2 separate regions of the Homo sapiens genome follow, and region 1 is linked to region 2. The links are chromatin loops, found by intact Hi-C in ENCODE. Cell type or tissue: heart right ventricle. All regions are shown on one strand. Links, peaks and the distances in the headings refer to the core of each region. The heading gives the core; the rest is flanking DNA.

Evidence for each region. Hi-C counts contacts between places; a loop is a spot of excess contacts. Peaks named below come from ENCODE experiments on the same cell type or tissue, not always from the same donor. Only the 100,000 strongest peaks of a DNase experiment are listed, where the experiment ranks them.
Region 1: a loop joins it to region 2, with 2.1 times the contacts of the local background. A loop is called at or near these places in 5 of 110 quality-filtered maps.

The regions. Positions count from the first base shown.
Region 1 is chr2:46,516,773-46,527,524 of GRCh38, forward strand. All of the region lies in intron 4 of ATP6V1E2 (ATPase H+ transporting V1 subunit E2), which reads right to left. Among named protein-coding and RNA genes, the nearest start is that of RHOQ, 20 kb to the right of the region's middle. In heart right ventricle, for the core only: no CTCF peak of the experiment used is centred there; DNase peaks (open chromatin) are centred at 2,249, 3,558 and 4,579; H3K27ac peaks cover 2,841 bases.
Region 2 is chr2:46,597,195-46,607,946 of GRCh38, forward strand. All of the region lies in intron 4 of PIGF (phosphatidylinositol glycan anchor biosynthesis class F), which reads right to left. LOC124906003 (a long non-coding RNA gene) reads left to right here. Exons shown (of 2, transcript XR_007086307.1): 2 at 3,400-7,827. Among named protein-coding and RNA genes, the nearest start is that of PIGF, 14 kb to the right of the region's middle. In heart right ventricle, for the core only: a CTCF peak has its summit at 4,355 (motif pointing left); no DNase peak of the experiment used is centred there.

The DNA of each region.
Region 1 (10,752 bases), core at 986-8,985, 80 kb before region 2:
CACCTCAAGGAACTAGAATACTTGTTTACTGAAAAGTATAAAACATTGCTGAAAGAAGTTAAAAACAAATAAATGGAAAGACATCCCATGTTCATATGTTGGAAGAACTAATATTGTTAAAATGTCCATACTAACCAAAATGATCCACAGATTCTGTGCAATCCCTATCAAAATCCTGATGCTGTTTTTTGCAGAAATAGGGTGGGAGAATTCTAAAATTCATATAGAATCACAAAGGACCCCAAATAGCCAAAAACAATCTTGAGAAAGAACAACAAAGCTAAAGGTCTCACATTTCCTGACTTCAACATATACTACGAAGTTAAAGTAATTAAAACAGTATGGTACTGGCATAAAGCTAGATATATAGACCAATGGAAAAGAATGAAGAGCCCAGAAATAAACCCCACATTTACAATCAAATGATCATCAATAAGGGTGCCAAGACTACATAATGGGGGAAAGATAGCCTCTTCAATAAATGGTGTTGGGAAAACTAGATATCCACATGCAAAAGAATGAAATTGGACCCTTATTTTAAGCATACACAAAAATCAACTAAAAATTGATTGAAGACTTAAATGTAAGGCCTGAAACGATAAAATTCCTAGAAAGAAACAAACGGGAAAAGCTTCATAACACTGGTCTTGCCAATGATTTCTTGGATATGACAGAGAAAGCACAGACAACAAAAGCAAAAATAGACAAATGAGATTGCATAAAATTTAAAAGCATCTATGCAGCAAATCAAACAATCCACAGAGTGAAAAGGTCACCAATGGAGTGGGAAAAATATCTGCAAACCGTATATCTCATAAGAAGTTAATATCCAGAATACATAAGGAACTTTTACAACTCAAAGCAAAAGCAACAACAACAACAAACTTGATTTTAAAATGGGCAAAACACCTGAGTAGACATTTCTCTAAAGAAGACATACAAAGGCCAACAGGCATAGGAAAACATCATGTGCTCAACATCAATCATCAAGTAAATGCAAAGCAAAAGCACAATGAGATATCACTTTACTCCTGACAGGATGGTCATTATTTTTTAAAAAAAGAAGAAAGAAAAAGAAAATAACAAGTGTTGGCAAGGATGTGCAGAAACTGGAACTCCTGTGCACTGGGTTGGTGGGAATGTAAAATGATGCAGCTGCTATGGAACACAGTATGGTGGTTATTCAACAAGTTAAAAATGGAATTACCATGTAATCCAGCAATCCCACTTCTGTTCAAAAGAACTGAAAATAGAATCTTGAAGAAATGTTTGCACACCAATGTTCAGGGAAGCATTATTCAAAATAGCCAAGAGGTAGAAACAATCTACAAGCTTACTGATGGATGGATAAAAACAGTGTGGTGTATACATAAAATGGAATATTATAAAGCCTTAAAAAGGAAGAAAATCCTGTCACATGTTACAACATAGATGGACTTTGAGGACATAATTCTAAGTAAAATAAGCCCATGATAGAAGATTAAATACTGCATGATTCCACTTATGGGATATCTAAAGTAGTCAAACTCATGGAACCAGGAAATATTAACAGAATGACACTTTCCAGGGGTGGGGGTAGGGGAAATGGGGTTCTGTTCAATGGGTGTAGTTTTCGTGATGCAAGATGAAAAAGTTCTAGAGACCTGCTGTACAGTAACGTACATACAGTTAACAGTACTGTACCATACTCTTAAACATTTGTTACACACACACACACAACACACACACACACACACACACACACACACACACAAATGCTATCCCAGAAACCCGTACCACTTCCCAAGCTTGGTGGAAAAACCACCCAGTGTTTGTGACAAAGACCAAGCCCTTGGGTTCAATCTTACAAAATGTCATTAGAAGTCAGAAAGAAAATTTATTTGGGCCATCCACTCCTCATTACTTTAGGATGTACTTTTAAAAAAAACCTGCATTTTGTAACTACAGCAAAAGCATTTTCTGCTCCTAAATAAGACAAGTCAATTTTGTGTGTGTGTGTGTGTGTGTGTGTGTGTGTGTGTGTGTGTGTGTGTGTGTGTTTTAAGGCTCCCCGGGTAACCGTGATGCTGACCAGCTTTAGGAACCACTGTCAATGAAAGCAGACATAGTACAAGGTCTAGGAAGCCCCAGGTTACGTGTATATAGGAAGAAATATATCAGGTGAAGCCTTACCAGTCCCCTGCCAGGGGCCTGCCTTTGCTCTGGCGTTGGGAGTCTGCACACAGAATGTGGAACTTGGAACGCACGCTGGAACCTGGCACTGTTGCTTCCTTCTTTGTACAGATGACCCTTGCAGTCTGACCAGGCAGCTTGAATCCAAAGAGCCAGGCTGTCACTGGGGAAGGCTGGCCAAGTCTGCCAAGAGGAGGCTAAAAGGGATTTCCTTGGCACCCGGGGCCATGACGGGGGTTATCCTTGCACACTCAGAATCTCAGTTAAGTTGGCACATGGTAGCCTTTAGCTCTGGGGCGGGCTCACCTTAACAGGTATGCATGGTGACCCAGGCAGCCAGTTTGCTAATTTACTAATGAAAAATACAGCTGTCATGTTGGCGGATCATGGTCTCCTTTCCCTCTATGTGAGTTGCACGTGAAGCCAAATCTGAAGGTTGTTTAATAAGAAACCAGCACAAGCAAAATTCACCAGATGGTCTTTAAGAGAGCCACACCCACAACAGGGGATGCTGTGTTCCAGCTCATGAGGGAGGGCATCCTCTTCATGCCCAGACAGGGCCTAATGGGCATCACCAGCTTCCACGGTGTCGGCGTGGACTCTGCAGTCAGACTGACGGAATTCAGATCCTGGTTCTGCACTTACCATTTGTACGACTTTGGCAAAGCAGTATACCCCTCAAGCCCTCAGTTTCTTCATCTGTATAATAAAAATAATAGCAGCTACATCATTGGATTATTGTAAGGATTAAATGAAAGAAGTGAGACGTTTAACACAATGTTAGGCATGGTTAATCTTCATGTCTGGTAGTTATTATTATCATCATGACCACTACTACTATTATTGTCCTCGTCTCCTCTGATTTAGGCCTCACTCTTCATCATAGTTGTTCTGTGTGTACAGGATACCTATGAATGATTAGGTTTCCACTCACTAAAGTGGAAACATATTCTAGTCTTGCCTGTTTGTAATAAACTTAGCAGCCCTGCCTGGAGTTGGTGACCCTCCTCTCCACAACACTTCATGGTACCTTTGCCCACAGTCTCAGGTGACCAGTCATATCCTTTGTGATGGTGGTGGAAGCTCCTGAATCCCAGGATTCTGAACTGGGGATGAGGTGGAAGTCATCTCACAGCCTGTCACACATCCTTGTGCCTGAATCTGCATCCTGAGTTCTTGTGTCCCCTCCCTGCACTCCCACTTCTAAATAGCTCATTAGTGCTGGGACATGAAGGCAGCTGCAGGGCAGGGCAGGGTTAAAAGGCAGGGATTGAGCAAGTCCCTCTGCAGGAAAGCGTGTGCCCATGTAATGTGTCTAGCAGATGTAACTTCTCGTCTGTCTGGGATGGAGATTATGAGCCCACATGGGCCTGTGACTTGAGCAAAACAACAAAACAAACCAAGAAATGTGAAACGCACATGCCTGTCCTTATACGAGGGCTCAGACACTTCTACCCTGCTGAAGCAGGTGGATGCTCTAAGTGGCACCCACTCCGCCTGTGCTGGGGACAGCAGAAGGGGCCCTCCAAGCCAGACTCGGCTCTCGTGAACCCTTCACGACTGGGGCCTCCCCGCTAAAACAGCCTCATTCCCACTTAACAGCTTTGGCTCATGCTGTTGTCTTGGCTATAATGCTTCCCTCCACTTAATAAATCCTGCCCATATATTCAGGCCCAGTTTAAGCCCCACCACTCCTTGATCTCTGGACTCCTCCTCCAAATGACAGCATGGTCTGTTTTCCAGATACAATTCAGAGCTGGATTCGGTGTTTGTTTTTCCAGTTATTTTTGCTTCCTCTAGGAAACTTCTTTGAAAATGAGACTCTCCTTCCCTAGCAGGGGCTGGGTGCAGATAGGTGTTCATTTAACGTGGATTGATTGGATTAAGGGCTTGGGGATGGAAGGGAGGCTTTTTTTTTTCTTTTTTGCCTTTTTCAAAATTATGAAATACAAAATGCAGTCAGACAAGTACATGAAACGGCAATGTCTGGCTTAATGAATATTACGAGGCAAATATCCTGTAACCACCATCCAGATCAAGAGAACATTACCAGCATCCCAGAAGCCTCTCCATATGACCTTTGGGAAGCAGACATTTCCAAACTGGTGATTGTATATCTGTGGGCGTGGGAAAGGTCTTTATTTCATTTTTAGAAATGGGTCTCACCATTTTGCTGAGGCCGATATCAAATTCTTGGGCTCAAGCAATCCTCCCACCTTGGCCTCCCAAAGTGCTGGGATTATGGCCATGGGCTACCATGCCTGGCCTGGGAAGGATCTTTAGAGGAAGTGTGAGCTGGGAAATCTCTTCTTGGGCCCTTGCCCACATGAGCTTGTGAGTATCTTGGGGAAGTACCAAATCCACAGCACCATGAGAGGGAGGAGGCAGCCGCAGGGAGTTCTTGGTGGGCAAAATATGTCTGTCAACCTGGAGCCCTGCCCAGACCCTGAAGCAACTGTTCTTCATTCCAGCTGGGATTTGTAAGCAAATATGAGGTCAGATGTGTCTGGGTGTGTGCTTCCTACCCCTAGCCAAAAGGGAAGCAGGACCAAACGTGGGCCTCCAGACACTTAGAGATTGCAGACTGAGGAAGGAGGAGAAGGGGCTTTCCAGAGCTTGGAGCACAGGGCAACTTACAGGGCCCAGGAAGTGGGTGAGAAAATGTAGAGAAGTAATGACTCCTTTGGGGGATTTTAAATATTGAGTATGTGGAAGTGGGGCATCCCCTCTTCTGTCTTTCTTTCTTCTCTTTTTCTTTTTCTTTGAGACAGAGTCTCACTCTGTCGCCCAGACTGGAGTGCAGTGGTGCGATCTTGGCTCACTGCAACCTCTGCCTCCTGGGTTCAAGCGATTCTCCTGCCTCAGCCTCCCGAGTAGTTGGGACTACAGGTGCATGCCACCACACCCGGCTAATTTTTTGTATTTTTAGTAGAGGCGGAGTTTCACTGTGTTAGCCAGGATGGTCTCGATCTCCTGACCTCGTGATCCACCCGCCTCAGCCTCCCAAAGTGCTGGGATTACAGGTGTGAGCCACTGCGCCAGGCCCTGTCTTTCAAAAAGTATTTTTTGGCTGGGTGAGGTGGCTTATGCCTGTAATCCCAACATTTTGGGAGGCAGAGGTAGAGGATTGCTTGAGCCCAGGAGTTCACAGTGGGCATCACAGTGGGACCACATCTCTACAAATTTTTTTTTTTAATTAGCCAGGAATGATGGTGTGCGCCTGTGGTCCTAGCTACGTGGGAGGCTGAAGTGGGAGGATTGCTTGAGAGGTCGAGGTTGCAGTGAACCAAGACCGTGCCATTGCACTCCAGCCTGGGCGACAGACGGAGACTCTGTCTCCAAAAAAAAAAAAAGGATAATGGCAGAACGTGCAGGTTTGTTACACAGGTATACGTGTGTCATAGTGGTTTGCTGCACTTATTGACCCATCCTGTAAGTTTCCTCCCCTAACCCCCACCCCCCAAAAAGCCCTGGTGTGTGATGTTCCCCTCCCTGTGTCCATGTGTTCTCAATGTTCAACTTCCACTATGAGTGAGAACATGCAGTGTTTGGTTTTCTATTCCTGCATTACTTTGCTGAGGATGATGGCTTCCAGCTTCATCCATGCCCCTGTAAAGGATATGATCTCATTCCTTTTTATGGCTGCATAGTATTCCATGGTGTGTATGTACTACATTTTCTTTATCCAATCTATCACTGATGGGCATTTGGGTTGGTTCCAAGTCTTTGCTTTATAATTAGTGCTGCAATAAACATACATGTGCATGTGTCTTTATAGTAGAATGATTTATAATCTTTTGGGTATATACCCAGTAATTGAATTGCTGGGTCAAATGCTATTTCTGGTTCTAGATCCTTGAGGAATTGCCACACTGTCTTCTTACAATGGTTGAACTAATTGACATTCCCACCAACAGTGTAAAAGTGTTCCTATTTCTCTACGGCCTCACTGGCATCTATTGTTTCCTGACTTTTTAATAATTGCGATTCTGACTGGCATGAGATGGTATCTCATTGTGGTTTTGATTTGCATTTCTTTGAAGATCAGTGATATTCAGCTTTTTTTCATATGTTCATTGGCCATGTAAATGTCTTCTTTTGAGAAATGTCTGTTCATATCCTTTGCCCACTTTTTGATGTTTTTTTTTAATTGTAAATATGTTTAAGTTCCTCGTAAATTCTGGATATTAGACCTTTGTCAGGTGAGTAGATTGAAAAAATTTTCTCCCATTCTGTAGGTTGCCTGTTCACTCTGATGATAGTTTCTTTTGCTGTGCAGAAGCTCTTTAGTTTAATTAGATCCCATTTGTGAATTTTGGCTCTTGTTGCAATTGCTTTTGGCATTTTTGTCATGAAGTCTTTGCCCATTCCTATGTCCTAAATTGTATTGCCTAGGTTTTCTTCTAGGGTTTTTATGGTTTGGGGTTTTACATTTAAGTCTTTAATCCATCTCAAGTTAATTTTTACATAAGGTGTAAGGAAGGGGTCCAGTTTCAGTTTTCTGCATATGGCTAGTCAGTTTTCCCAGCATCACTTACTGAATAGGAGATCCTTTCCCCATTGCTTGTTTTTGTCAGGTTTTTCGAAGATCAGATGGTTGTAGATGTGCGATGTTATTTCTGAGGTCTCTGCTCCATTGGCCTATATGTCTGTTTTGGTACCAGTACCATGCCGTTTTGGTTACTGTAGCCTTGTAGCATAGTTTGAAGTCAGGTAGTGTGATGCCTCCAGCTTGGTTCTTTTTGCTTAGGATTATCTTGGCTATATGGGGTCTTCTTTGATTCCATATAAAATTTAAAATAGTTTTTTTTTAATTCTGTGAAGAATGTCAATGGTAGTTTAATGGGAATAGCACTGAATCTATAAATTACTTTGGGCAGTATGGGCATTTTCATGATATTGATTCTTCCTATCCATGAGAATGGAATGTTTTTCCATTTGTTTGTGTCCTCTCTTATTCCTTGAGCAGTGGTTTGTAGTTTTCCTTGAAGAGGTCCTTCACATCCCTTGTTAGCTGTGTTCCTAGGTATTTTATTCTCTTTGTAGCGATTGTGAATGGGAGTTCATTCATGATTTGGCTCTCTGCTTGCCTATTGTTAGTGTAAAGGAATACTTGTGTTTTTGCACATTGATTTTGTATCCTGAGATTTTGCTGAAGTTGCTTATCAATTCGACAAGTTTTTGGGCTGAGATGATGGGGTTTTGTAAATATAAAATCATGTCGTCTGCAAACAGCAACTTGACTTCCTCTCTTCCTATTTGAATACACTTTATAATGTATTGTTGACCTGAAGATGTTTAAACCAGGTAGGGGATGGTTTGAGACCTTCCATGGGTAACAACAGAACACCAATAGGGAGGGAGGGAAATGAAGATACATGAAAGAACATAAGGCAATTTCGGAAAACTCAGACAAGAAAATGAGGTTTCAGGGCACATCAACATAGTACCTTAACTTGGAGGCAAGTCACCTGGAAAATGTAGAAAGTTGGTAGTATTTATTAAGCAGAATTTATCCAAATAGACAAAAATCAATCACATCTTTATGGAGACCCAACTTTAAGCAATGCCTTGTGGTTTCAGAGAGGGCCCTGGTTTAAAATAGGAGAAAAGCATCTGGCACTCAAAATGGGATGGGATAAGGGGCAGGAAAGGACACAGCCAGACTGACTGCACACTTCAGCCGAGGTAGCAGCCCTGTGGGCAAGGGGCCAGTCAGGGAGGGAGTAGTAAGGATGGGCGCTGAGAGATGGACCGTCATCATAAGCAGAAAGAAAGTAAGACACTGGATGGGGAGAACACTGCGGGCAAAGGCCTGCTGGTGGAAAGGGGTCTGAGGTCTGCGTGTGGAGAGCAGGTGGGTTTGGCAGTAGTCAAGAGACTTGCAGAGGACAATGTCTAGAAAGACACTGGGGTGTGAATGGGAAAGGGTGGAAATGTCTGCCTGAGAGTTGGGGCATTATGCAAAAGAGCCCATCAAAGGCTTCTTAGCAGGGCTGTACCTTCGCCAAACCTGGACTCAGGAAGATCAGCCTGGGGGTGGTGGGGGCAGGAGTCTTGGACTATATGCCAAAAGCCAGAGGGAGCCTGTACACAGCGAGGGCCAGGACACAAGACAAGGCATCGCGATTGGAAGGAAGAGATGTGGCCCACAAGCTGTTGGGTGTCAGGTCTGAGGACTCAGCCTCTGGCTACACAGAACAGAGCAGCTCAGCTTGGGGTGAGGTTGTGAGAAAGCAGGGACAGGCGGCCGGGCGCGGTGGCTCACGCCTGTAATCCCAGTACTTTGGGAGGCCGAGGCGGGCGGATCACGAGGTCAGGAGATCGAGACCACGGTGAAACCCCGTCTCTACTAAAAATTCAAAAAATTAGCCGGGCGCAGTGGCGGGCGCCTGTAGTCCCAGCTACTCGGGAGGCTGAGGCAGGAGAATGGCGTGAACCCGGAAGGCGGAGCTTGCAGTGAGCCGAGATCGCGCCACAGCACTCCCGCCTGGGCGACAGAACGAGACTCCGTCTCAAAAAAAAAAAAAAAGAAAAAAAAAAAAGAAAGCAGGGACAGGCACCCTGCTCCCTGGCGAGCAAGCTTGGGAGAGAAGGCAAGGGCGAGAGAGTTCATTTGGTCTAGAAGTAACAGGAGACACCTGGAGAGAAAATCAGAAGGGCCTGAAAAGCTTCATCTCTGCTTCAGTTGCTGATGAGTAAGGAGCCACATAGAGTTTTATTCCAAGAACTCCACTCACACTGGCAAAGCAGGCTTTGGTCAGGACTGGAGAAAGCTAATGCCTACAGGCAGGGGAAGAAACCTTTCTCCCAAAATAATTTACATGAAGAATTCACAACTGAATTTCTCCTTCTAAAACATCTGCAGACAGCTTACTTCAAAGCAGTCAGGTTCTCCCCAAGAGTCATTTGCTTCAAAGCTGCATATCTAGAAGTTTCCAGTGGCAGTTTCTCCAAAAAAAAAAAAAAGCCCTTCATTTCCATCCCTGTCTAAAGGGGCAAATACTTCCCCGGTCTGTTGCCTTAGAAAATGTGGACTAGGATGTCATAAGATCTGATTTTTTAGAGAAGTTGGAAATCCTGTTTTAAAAGTGAAACCTTTTTTGTTTTATTGTAGTAAAATGTACATAACAAATTTTGCCATTTAACCATTTTTAAGTGTACATTATTTATTATTATTATTATTTTGAGACGGAGTTTCACTCTTGTTGCCCAGGCTGGAGTGCGGTGGTGTGATCTCGGCTCACTACAACCCCCGCCTCCTGGGTTCAAGTAATTCTTGTGCCTCAGCCTCCCGAGTAGCTGGGACTACAGGCGTGCATCACCATGCCTGGCTAATTATGTATTTGTAGTAGAGATGGGTTTTCACCATGTTAGCCAGACTGGTCTTGAACTCCTGGACCTTCAGTGATCCACCTGCCTCAGCCTCCCAAAGTGCTGGGATTACAGGTGTGAACCACCACACCCTGCCTTTTTAAGTGTACATTTATGTAGCATTAAGAATATTCACATGGTTTTGCAACTATCACCACCATCTCCAGAACTTTTTCGTCTTCCCAAATTTAAACTCTGTATCCATTAAACACTAATCCCACATACTCTTCCCCAAGTAACTGTTGGCAACCACCATTCTACTTCCTGTCTCTGTGAATTTGAGTACTCCAGGTACCTCATATAAATAGAATCATAATATTTGTCCTTCCTTGGCTGGCTTATTTCACTTAGTATGATGTCTTCAGGATTCCCCATGTTGTAGCACAGGTCAGAATTTCCTTCCTTTTTATGGCTGGATATTTCATTGTGTGTATATACCATATTTTGTCTATTCATCCATTCATAGAGACTTGGGGTGCTCTCCTTTCTTGGCTGTTGTGAATAATGCTGCTATGAACATGGGTATATAAATATCTGTTCAAAGACCTGCTTTCACTTCTTTGGGGTATATGCCTAGAAGTAGAATTGCTGGATCATATAGTAGTTCTAAGCTCAGTGTTTTGAAGAACATCTGCACCATTTTCCCCGGCAGCCGCACTATTTTACAGTTCACAGCAATGCACATGGGTTCCAGTGTTTCCACATCTTTGCCAGTACTTGCTGTTTTCTGGTTTTGTTTTTGTTTTTTTTCTTTCTTTTGTGTCTTGGCTCTGTTGCCCAGGTTGGAGTGTAGTGGCATGATCATAGCTCACTGCAGCCTCAAACTCCTGGCTCAAGCAATCTTCCCACTTCAGCCTCCTGAGTAGCTGGGACTACAGGTGCACACCATCGTGTCTAATTTTTATTTATTTATTTATTTTTGAGACAGAGTCTCACTCTGTCGCCCAGGCTGGAGTGCAGTGGCGTGATCTCAGCTCACTGCAAGCTCTGCCTACCGGGTTCACGCCATTCTCCTGCCTCAGCCTCTCGAGTGGCTGGGACTACAGGCACCTGCCACCATGCCCGGCTAATTTTTTGTATTTTTAGTAGAGACAGGGTTTCACCATGTTAGCCAGGATGGTCTCGATCTCCTGACCTCGTGATCTGCCCACCTTGGCCTCCCAAAGTGCTGGGATTACAGGCGGGAGCTACCGCGCCCGGCTAGTC
Region 2 (10,752 bases), core at 909-8,908:
AATTCCAAGACTTCCTCCATCTATCTTCCTTTTTCTTTTCTTTTTAAGCACCTCTTTCAATAGATTCCTGAGAAAGGAATTTTCTTTTTCAGCACCTCCTTCCATAGATTCCTGAGAAAGGGTACATGGAAAATAGATGCTTAGAGATGTTTTAAGTCTGAAAATGATTTTACTGTAATTTTTGGGAATCATTCTGCCTCAGAATTTGTGGGGGGTTTTTTGTTGTTTTTTTTTTTGAGGTGAAGTCTCACTTTGTCATCCAGGCTGGAGTGCAGTGGCACGATCTTGGCTTACTGCAACGTCTGCCTCCTGGGCTCAAGCGATTCTCCTGCCTCAGCCTGCCGAGTAGCTGGGATTACAGGCGCCTGCCACCATGCCCAGCTATTTTTGTATTTTTAGTAGAGATGGGGTTTCACCTTGTTGGCCAGGCTGGTCTCGAACTCCTGACCTCAAATGATCTGCCCACCTCGGCCTCCCAAAGTGCTGGGATTATAGGCGTGAGCCACAGCGCCTGGCCCTGCCTCAGAATTTGGAAGGCACTGCTCCAATGTTTTCTGATTCCCACTTGAGAAGTTCAGTGCCATTCTGGTTTCCCGTCCTCTGTAGGTATCATGTTTCTCTCATTCTCTAAAAACTTTTAGAATGATCTCTTTATTGCTGGTTATCAAAAATTTCACAAAAATGTTTTTTAAAGTGTTTTTTCATCCACTATGCTGAAAATATATGGGCCTTCTTAATCTAAAATCTCAGGTATTCTGGTTCTTAAAATTGTCTTCTACTTAAAGACCTTGTTTGATCAGATCACTTAAGAATTTTTCCCTTACTCTTGCTAGGTATACTATTATTTTGAACTAATTTCTGCTTTTATCTTTTAATTCATTTTGCAATCTTTACCTTTTTGTTTGACTAGGGAATCTTTTCAAGTTTTGTCTCTACTTCCGTTGAGTATTTTTATTCCCCAAAAGTTTTCTTGTTCTCTGAATATGCATTTTGACTGCCTCCTGTTCACCTTTTATGGTAAACTTTAAAAAAAAAAAGTAAGTTTTTAAGTTATCTTCTGTCTTTATATACTGCCTCTATTTCCCCTGAGTTTCTTTTTTGTTGTTTTCATTTCTGGATTTTATTTGACGTATTCCTCAAATATCTGGTGATTCTTTACTTCTCATTCTACTTAAAACACCATGTATGTAATGTCCAGACTAGGCAAATCTACAGAGATAGAAAATATATTAGTGTAAGCTTCTCTAACCCACGGCCCATAGGCCACATGTGGCCCAGGATGGCTTTGAATGTGGCCCAACACAAATTCATAAACTTTCTTAAAACATTATGAGATTTTTTTTTTTTTTTTTTTTTTTTAGCTCATCAGCTATCGTGAGTGTTAATGTATTGCATGTGTGGCTCAAGACAATTCTTTCCTTCCAATGCGGCCCAGAGAAGCCCAAAGATTGGACACTCCTGTAGTGGTTGCCTGGGCCATGGAGAGAAGAGTGGGAATAGGGTATGACTGCTAATAGTTATAGCTTCTTTTTGATGTGGTGAAATGTCCCAAAATTAGATTGTGGCAATGGCTGTACAACTGTGCCTATACTAAAAACCACTGAATTATACACTTTGAGTGAATTCTATGGTATACAGTTATATCTCAATAACACTATTTTTAAACAACAGCAACAACAAAATGAAACATTAAAACAGCTGACTGGATGCTTATAATTCAAGCACGGGGATGCACAGAACTAGGGACGGGGTAGGAACCTGACTTTCCTTTAGAGAATCCCAAAATGTCAGTACCATTTTCCCTCGAAAGAAATATTTCAATATTCTGCCTAGATGGTATAAGCCTGGCTCCCAGTACTTTGGGCCAACCAGGGGAAAGGGGCTAGGTGTAAGGTGGGAACTCATGGTTTGAGATGTAGGATTTCGTTTAAAACTTATTCCCCAAAGAGATTGTACCCAACAGGCTCAGTATCTGGGGACAGCTAGAATAGCTGGGATATGAAGGGTACAATTATATTTTCTTCACTTCTCCTCCCTGCACTGTTCAACTTCCATTGCTTGTATTAGTTTTTATTTACATTGTTCTACAACTCCAATTCATTCAATTATTTTCTTGATATAGTGAGTCCCTTTGATGTACAAACTGGAGAATCCCTTCATTTGTGAAAACTGTCTTCTATCACATCTTTGAATCATTTTTTGTTGGGTATTTTAGAGGCACTAACTAGTCTTGTTTGCATCCCTTTCATTTCTCCTCTATATTTATCACATCTTCTCTAAATGCTTTATTCTTCCCAACCCCCTCCCTACCCCGCATTCATTTTGATTAGCTCAAACCTTTCTTCCATGCTAAAACCTGACTTTCTAATTTGTCTGTTTCTTGATATTTTTAATTTATGTCCTGTAATAGTGACCTTTGCATTCTCAATTTATTTCACTAATTCTGCAATCTTCTTCTCCACGTCATTTTGTTTCATGATCTCATCTTTGCTCTTAATTTATTCAATTCATATCCTTAGTACTATTTTTCATGGTAAACTGTGTGGAGGTTTTTTTGTTTATTTTTGCTTCTAGGGTAGCACTTTCTTTCAGGCCAGATTCTTCATCTTCTGCACACCCCTTTTCCTTCTTCTATAGTGCATTTTTAGGGTTGTCATGCCGTTTCTTTTCTCTTGCTCACACTTCACATGGGCACACATCCTATCTTAACTAGCCCCAATTTTCCCTGTCTTGAAGCTGCCTTTTGAGGACTGGATGTTATTTTCTAATAAGTTTTCTGTAACATGAGGCAGGAAAGAGAATGGAGGTAGGGAGGCTGGGTAAGATAAATGCTATCTCTGTGATTCAGTTAGTAATATTCCACTGAAATTTAATAAATGGTGGTTCTATAATTGAGACTTAAAAATTCATGGCCAAGGCTTACGCCTCCTCTTAGAAATCAGATGAAGCTACTATAGTGCACAGTCTGCCCCCTTAGCAGATCCCTGTAGGTAGCAGCCCTGGTAGATTGATAAGAGGTAAAGAGGCCTGATGGGGAGTCAGGGAAACCTACACTCTATTGGTAGGAATATGTATGGGGGTATATACATATTCTTCAAATTATAACTTTAGTTTGACAGTGTCTGTTAACTTCCTTTGATCTAGGAATGTTACTCAAGTAATCTAGTCTACAAAAACCTTTGCACAAGTATACAAAATTATATGGAACAAAGATATACCTAACAACATTATTTATTATCATGAAAATTTGATATTAAACCTTAATAGGAAATTAGTTAAATAAATCATGGTACATGGAATACTTGTAATGATGATTAATTGCTCAACATTCATCTCAACCCTGATGATGAGACTAATTAATTAACTATTGATGATCCCATTCTGTTTCTCAATGATTAGGAAAACTCAAGGAAGAGAAACTGCTGCCATCCCACTACCAGCCTGAGGATAATAACAAGGAGAATCAGTAAGAAGCACAACCATACCATGACTATCTGTGTCTAGAACCATCCAATTTCCGTTATGTGACATAATCAGTTTCCTTATTATTCAAACCAATATAAGCTGAAGTTTTATGTTACTTATAGAGATACAGTAGCTAAGAATACTATGTAAGAAGAGGTAGATTATACACACACACAGATAACGATGTTCATAACACATTAGTGGGAAAAAAGTTATAAAGCCATGACTAGTTTAACTATTTTGTTTTAAAATTATATATATATAATTAATACAAAATTCGAAGAACATATAAAATCTGCTAGTTGTTCATTGCTTCCATGATAGCATTACTAGGATCTTTAACTTTCTATATTTTTCTGTTTGAATTTTTACTACAAACATTTATATACATTATTTTGTAATAAATAAGATAAAAAGAATAAAATAGGTAAATTCCTTTCTATTAACTAATTTCTAGCATCACTGACATTGATGTACTCTCATTTTGTAAGTTTCCATAATAAAGCTATTTGAATTCTACGGTTATTGGCTAATTTTTTCAAAGTTAAGGAATATATGCACAGTCAATAGGGCTCAGAATAAATAAATGGCTCCCCTGTGAACAAACTTAAAAAGTGACTACAGCAATGTTACAGGCCAGCCTTCATGACACTGTGCTCCAACTATTTGTCCAAATTATTTGACTCCACTGGAATTCATTACATCAAATATTAATTGAAGTAAACAGGCCATTTTGAGTGCCTACTACGTGCCAGACACTGTATCAGACACCTGAGGGTAGTTCATAGTAAACACTCATGGTTTAAATACACTGTCATCAAAATAGTGTTTGTTTAAATAGATTTAATTTTTTGAACTGCTAGTCTCTTCATCTAAAAAAGAGACACTGTACAACTCCTCCTAGTGGCTAAAGGTATTTTACAAAATTCTAATATAAATGTTTTCCTTCCCCACTGAATATTAAAACAAATGCCTCTTTGCCACTAAATTTTTTGCCCACATTTATACTAAATTATCTACTTTTTATATGAGTAAATCTTTGGTCACTCACTATATTTTCACTCTTAGTGTCCACAGTGGTTGCTTCAATATAAAATCTATTTCAATACAAAGATGACAAAAAGAGGCCTATTATCTTTGTCTACACAAATAGGTCTTATTGAATGTTTTCACCTCGGCTAGATCACTACTCTTGGCAAGATTTTTGTTTAGTACTATTCAGGAATCTATTTAGTTCACCAAAAGTGATCAACTTCTAACTTAAACATTCAAATAACAGCATAAAAGAACTGATATGTCAAAAAACAAGTTTCAATGAACTATATGGGTGTATAGTAGTCAGATTATTACTTTCCTTTATAAGAAAGTCTGCAAATGAAAAAAAAAATAATTTTAATGCCAATGCAATAACTGAATTAAATTAGTACAAACTGAGTATATTATTTAATAAGTATACCAATAAGAAGCTGGCAGAATATTTTAAGAAACCAAATGACCTTGTCTACTTCCAAGTTTCTTTATAATAGTATTCTTTTGTTTTGTTTTCCTGGAGTAACTTAACATTTACTGTAAGGAGAAATCCTGTTAAAATAGTGTCTTTTAGTTATGTATAAAATCCCAATAGTATCAGAATTGATCCTTAACTTGTAGGATGTAGTTCCTATACAGTTCACAAGCTCAAAGCTTTGTTGTTCTCTGTCGTCACATGACTATCATGTGTTCAACATAAGTTTTCTACAAACATGCAAATAAATACATTAAAAACTAGTATATAAACTTATTTCACTTAAAAATATTATACAACATTTATATTGATTCAACACTAATTGAGATATCATGCCAATTCAAAATTAGCCTGTTCACACTGAACATCTGAATTATTCACATTTTAATAATACTAAAAGGGCTGTCTTTAAGTTAAAAAAAATACACACAAAACTCTACTGTGTTTTACATATTAAAATACAGGATGAATGATAAAAATATTTAAAGCTCTAAAATCTTCAGTTGACACTTCAAGGTATTTTAAATACTTTTTATTAATTAGAACTACAGCATAAGAACTTCAAATTGAAATTTTAATTTCTGTTCTAAATTATTATTGAGTAGGAAAAAGCATGTACTATTCATGTATTTTGTACAATCTCCTTGAATAATAATAGAATTCTTTGAAATTAAAGTTGTGACTCAGGAAGTCCTAGCTAGAGCAATCAGATGAGAGAAAAAAATAAAGGGCATCCAAATTGGAAAGAAAGAAGTCAAATTATCCTTGTTTGCAGATGATATAATCGTGTATTTGGAAAAACCTAAAGACTACCAAAAACTATTAGAACTGATAAACAAATTGAATAAAGTTGCAGGATACAAAATCAACATACAAAAATCAGTAGCATTTCTATATGCCAACAGCAAATAATCTGAAAAAGAAATAAAAAAGTAATCCCATTTATAACAGCTACAAATAAAATTAAATATCTATGAATTAACTTCACCAAAGAAGTGAAATATATCTACAATGAAAACTATAAAACACTGATGAAAGAAATTGAAGAGGACACAAAAAATGGAAAGATATTTCATGTTTGTGAACTGGAAGAATCAATATTGTTAAAATGTCCATACTACCCAAAGCAATCCACAGATTCAATGCAATCCCTATCAAAATACCAACACTATTCTTCACATAAATAGAAGAAACAATCCTAAAATTTATATGGAACCACAAAGACCCAGAATAGCCAAAGCTATCCTGAGCAAAAAGAACAGAACTGGAAGAATCACATTACTTGACTCAAATTATACTACAGAGCTACTGTAACCAAAACAGCAAGGTACTGGCATAAAAACAGGCACATAGACCAATAGAACAAATAGAGAACCCAGAAGTAAATCCATACATCTACAGTGAGCTCATTTCATCAAAGATGCCAAGAACATACACCGGGGAAAGAGCAGTCTCTTCCATAAGTGGTGGCAGGAAAACTGGATATCCATACGCAGAAGAATGAAACTAGACCCCTAACTCTCGCCATATACAAAAATCAAACCAAGATGGATTAAAGACTTAAATTTAAGACCACAAACTATGAAACTACTAAAAGGAAACATTGGGGAAACTTTCCAGGACACTGGATTGGGCTAAGATTTCTTGAATAATACCCCACAAGCACAGGCAACCAAAGCATAAATGGACAAATGGAATCACATCAAGTTAAAAAGCTTCTGTACAGCAAAAGAAACAATCAAGAAAGTGAAGAGACAACCCACAGAATGGAAGAAAATATTTCCAATCTATCTATCTAACAAAGGGTTAATAACCAGACTATATAGAGAGCTCAAACAACTCTACAGGGAAAAAAAACCCCTAATAATCCAATTTACAAATGGGCAAAAGATCTGAATAGACATTTCTCAAAAAAAGACATACAAGTGGTAAACAGGTATATGAAAAGGTGCTCAATATCACTGGTCGTCAGAGAAATGCAAATCAATACTACAATGAGATTATCATCTCACCCCAGTTAAAATGGCTTTTATCCAAAAGGCAGGCAATAACAAATGCTGGCGAGGATGTGGAGAAAGGGAACTCTCACATACTGTTGGTGGGAATGTAAATCAGTACAACCATTATGGAGATCAGTTCTCAAAAAAACAAAAACAGATCTACCATATGATCCAGCAATCACATTGCTAGGTATATACCCAAAAGAAAGGAAATCAGTATATTGAAGAGATAGCTGGACTCCCATGTTTATTGCATCACTAATCACAATAGCCAAGATTTGGAAGCAACCTAAGTGTCTATCAACAGACTAATGGATTAAAAAAAAAAAGTGATACATACATGCAGTGGAGTACCACTTGGCCATTAAAAAAAGAATGAGTTCCTGCCATTTGCAACAATGTGGACAGAACTGGAGGTCATTATGTTAAATGAAATAAGCCAGGAACAGAAAGGCAAACTTCGCATGTTCTCACTTATTTGTGGTAGTTAAAAAAACAATTGAACTCATGGAGATAGAGAGTAGAAGGATGGTTACCACAGGCTGGGAAGGGTAGTAGTGGGGGTGGGGGGTGCAGAGAATGTGATTAATGGGCATGAAAAAGATAGAATGAGTAAGATCTAGTATTTGATAGCAAAACAGGGTGACTATAGTCAATAATAATTTAACTGTACATTTAAAAATAACTAAGAGTATAATTGGATTGCTTGTACAACCATACATACAAAAGATAAATGCTTGATGTGAATACCCTGATGTGATTATTATGCATTGTGTGTCTGTATCAAAATATCTCATGTACTCCAGAAATGTATATATCTACTATGTAGACACAAAAAAATAAAAATTAAAAAATAAAGTTGTGATTCAATATGAATAATGCTAACTACATATTGGAGCAATTTCAATATAACTAGTAATTCTTTGTGAATATTTATATTATCACTGCAAAACCATAGATCTTTGAGTTTTTAAATATTTTTGCTTAAAAGTGAACATTTAAGAAGGCAAACTCTAATGTTCAACGAGTTAATCTAATTATTTCCTAGCTTATTCAAAATTTGACATGCTTTCTATAGTAAAATTTGGAAGTATAATAAAAGTACTAAGAAGAAGTGAACTAACTCTAGTGTATGGTGGAAACATAAAGACTTAGATTCTTCTCTTACGTCAAAGTTCAAATTAACTTCACATTAAATTAAATGAAAAAACCAGCCCTCCTCCATAGTTATCTATGCACTGTGCTCCTTGGTCTGTCACCTAAACTAGGAAGAAATACTGAGACAAATTGCAGTAAGGACTGAAAGTATGATATATAAAATGCTCCCTGACATTTTTTAATCCATTCAACAAACATTTCTTAAGAACCTATTATTTGATTTCATTCATTTCACTCAGTTCTGACACAGCCCTGCAAAGTACATATTAGTTTTATTCTAATCATATTACATATGTGAAGTTAAGTAGCTTGTCTAAGATCACTTGGCCGCTAAGTAGTAAAAACAGGGCAAGAACCTGTTTTCTGATCCTCAATTACTGGAGTCGTCTAACTTCTACACCATCTAATGATCTAGATTCCAATCCCAGCTCTACTACTTCCTGGCTACAGAACTGGGGCAAATCACTTAACCTGTCAGCTTTCTAAGTTCTTCATCTAGAAAATGGTGAAAGTGAGTATCTCACTAGATTGCTCTGAGAAACTCTATAATGAAAATGCTTTAAAAGTTATTAAAATATTTTTGCATTGCTATTTCATGTCATGTGCTATGTGATATTATATAAAATGTTTCACATTATAAATTGATAATTTTTAGCCATAGTCCTCTGGAGACTAGGCTGTTCTCCAGTATGTTGGAAATTTTAGGACAACTTTTGCAGTCTACTGAAGTTTAGGTGACATCAGAGAAATCTAGCAATTTCCTGACATAAGCCTACTTTCCATAAGCAAGAAGAAAGTTAAGTACTGGCAAACTCTAACTCATTATAACTTTTATTTTGACTAGGTAGTACACTAATGTGGTTCAAATTTCAAAAGATAGCAAAGGATATTCAGTGGAAAGTCTCCTTACTTTGTCCTCTAGCTTCTCAGATCCCCTCGCAAGAGACAACAGGTTTTATCAGTTTCTCACATATCCTTCCAGAAATATACGTGTATCTGTGCCCTCTGACAACTTTTGACATAAATGGTAGCATCCTGTACACATTTTTTCACCTTGCTTTTTTCCACTAACTTATCGGTAAATAAAGAGTTTTGTTTTGGGGTTTTTTTCTGTTTTTATGTGTTTAGTTTTTACAAATGCATAGTACTTCACAGTGTGGGTTAAATTTATCCTAACCCTATCCCTTATTAAAGGATATTTAGGTAATTTTCAATGCTGAAATGAGTAATCTTATATATTCAACATTTTGTAAGTGTGCAAGTATACCTACTGGTTAAAATCCAAGAAGTAGAATTGCTGGGTCGAAGAAGTATATTTGTAATTTTTACAGATAGTACCAAACTGCACTTTACAGAGTTTGAACACTGGAGCTTGCTTCTCAAACCCTTAACACTACCATGTGACCCAGCAATCCCGCTCCAAGGCATACCCAAGATAAATAAACACATATGTCCATAAAAAAACCTATACACAAATGTTTGATGCAGCTTATTCACAACAACCAAAATGCAAAATGTGGAAAGAACCTAGATGTCCATCAACTGATAAATGGGTAAACAAAATTTGATATATATCCATACAATGGAATATTATTCAGCCACAAAAAGGAATGAAGTACTGAAGCATGCTACAACATAGATAAACCTTGAAAACATTATGCTAAGTAAAAAAAGGCAGTCACAAAAGATCACATAAGACCCAATTTATAACAAATTTCCAGGATAGGCAAATCTATAGAGACAGTAAGTAGATTGGTGGTTGCAAAAAGTCATTGAATTGTATATTTTAAATAGATGATGTGTACGGTGTGTGAATTATATCTCAATACTGTTTTAAAAAATAACCACCTCCCAGCTACCTCAGTTTACTACGTGTCATGAGCCACACATACGCACATCTGGTGTTAATTTTCCCTCAGATTTCCAACAACCATCTCATCACTTCGCAATAACTCACAATAGGCAACCCTTCTCATGTCTATTTCCAGAAGCAAACCTTTACCAAGGAAACCTTTTCCAAGGAAAAGTGCTATGTTTATTGTAATATTTGGGTGCAGGCATACCTTTTAGATACTGCAGATTTGGTTCCAGACCACCAGAATAAAGCAAATTGTACAATAAAGTGAGTCATATGTATTTTCTGGTTTCCCAGTGCATATAAAAGTTATATTTCTACTGTATCATAGTCTATTAAGTGGGCAATAGCATTAGTTTTTTAAATGCACATGATTTAAAAATACTTTATTACTAAGAAATGTTAATAATTATCTGAGCCTTCAGCAAGTTGTAATCTTTTTGCTGGTGGAAGATGTGGCCTTGATGTTGACGGCTGCTGACTGATCAGGGTGGTGGTTGGGGAGGCTGTGGAAATTTCTTTTCTTTTTTTTTTTTAAGACTGAGTCTCGCTCTATCGCCCAGGCTGGAGTGCAGTGGCACAATCTCGGCTCGCTGCAACCTCTGCCTCCTGGGTTCAAGTGATTCTTGTGCCTCAGCCTCCCAAGTAGCTGGGATTACAGGGGCCTACCAGCACGCCCAGCTAATTTTTCTTGTATTTTTAGTAGAGACAGAGTTTCACCATGTTGGCCAGGCTGGTCTCAAACTCCTGACCTCAAGTGATCTGCCTGT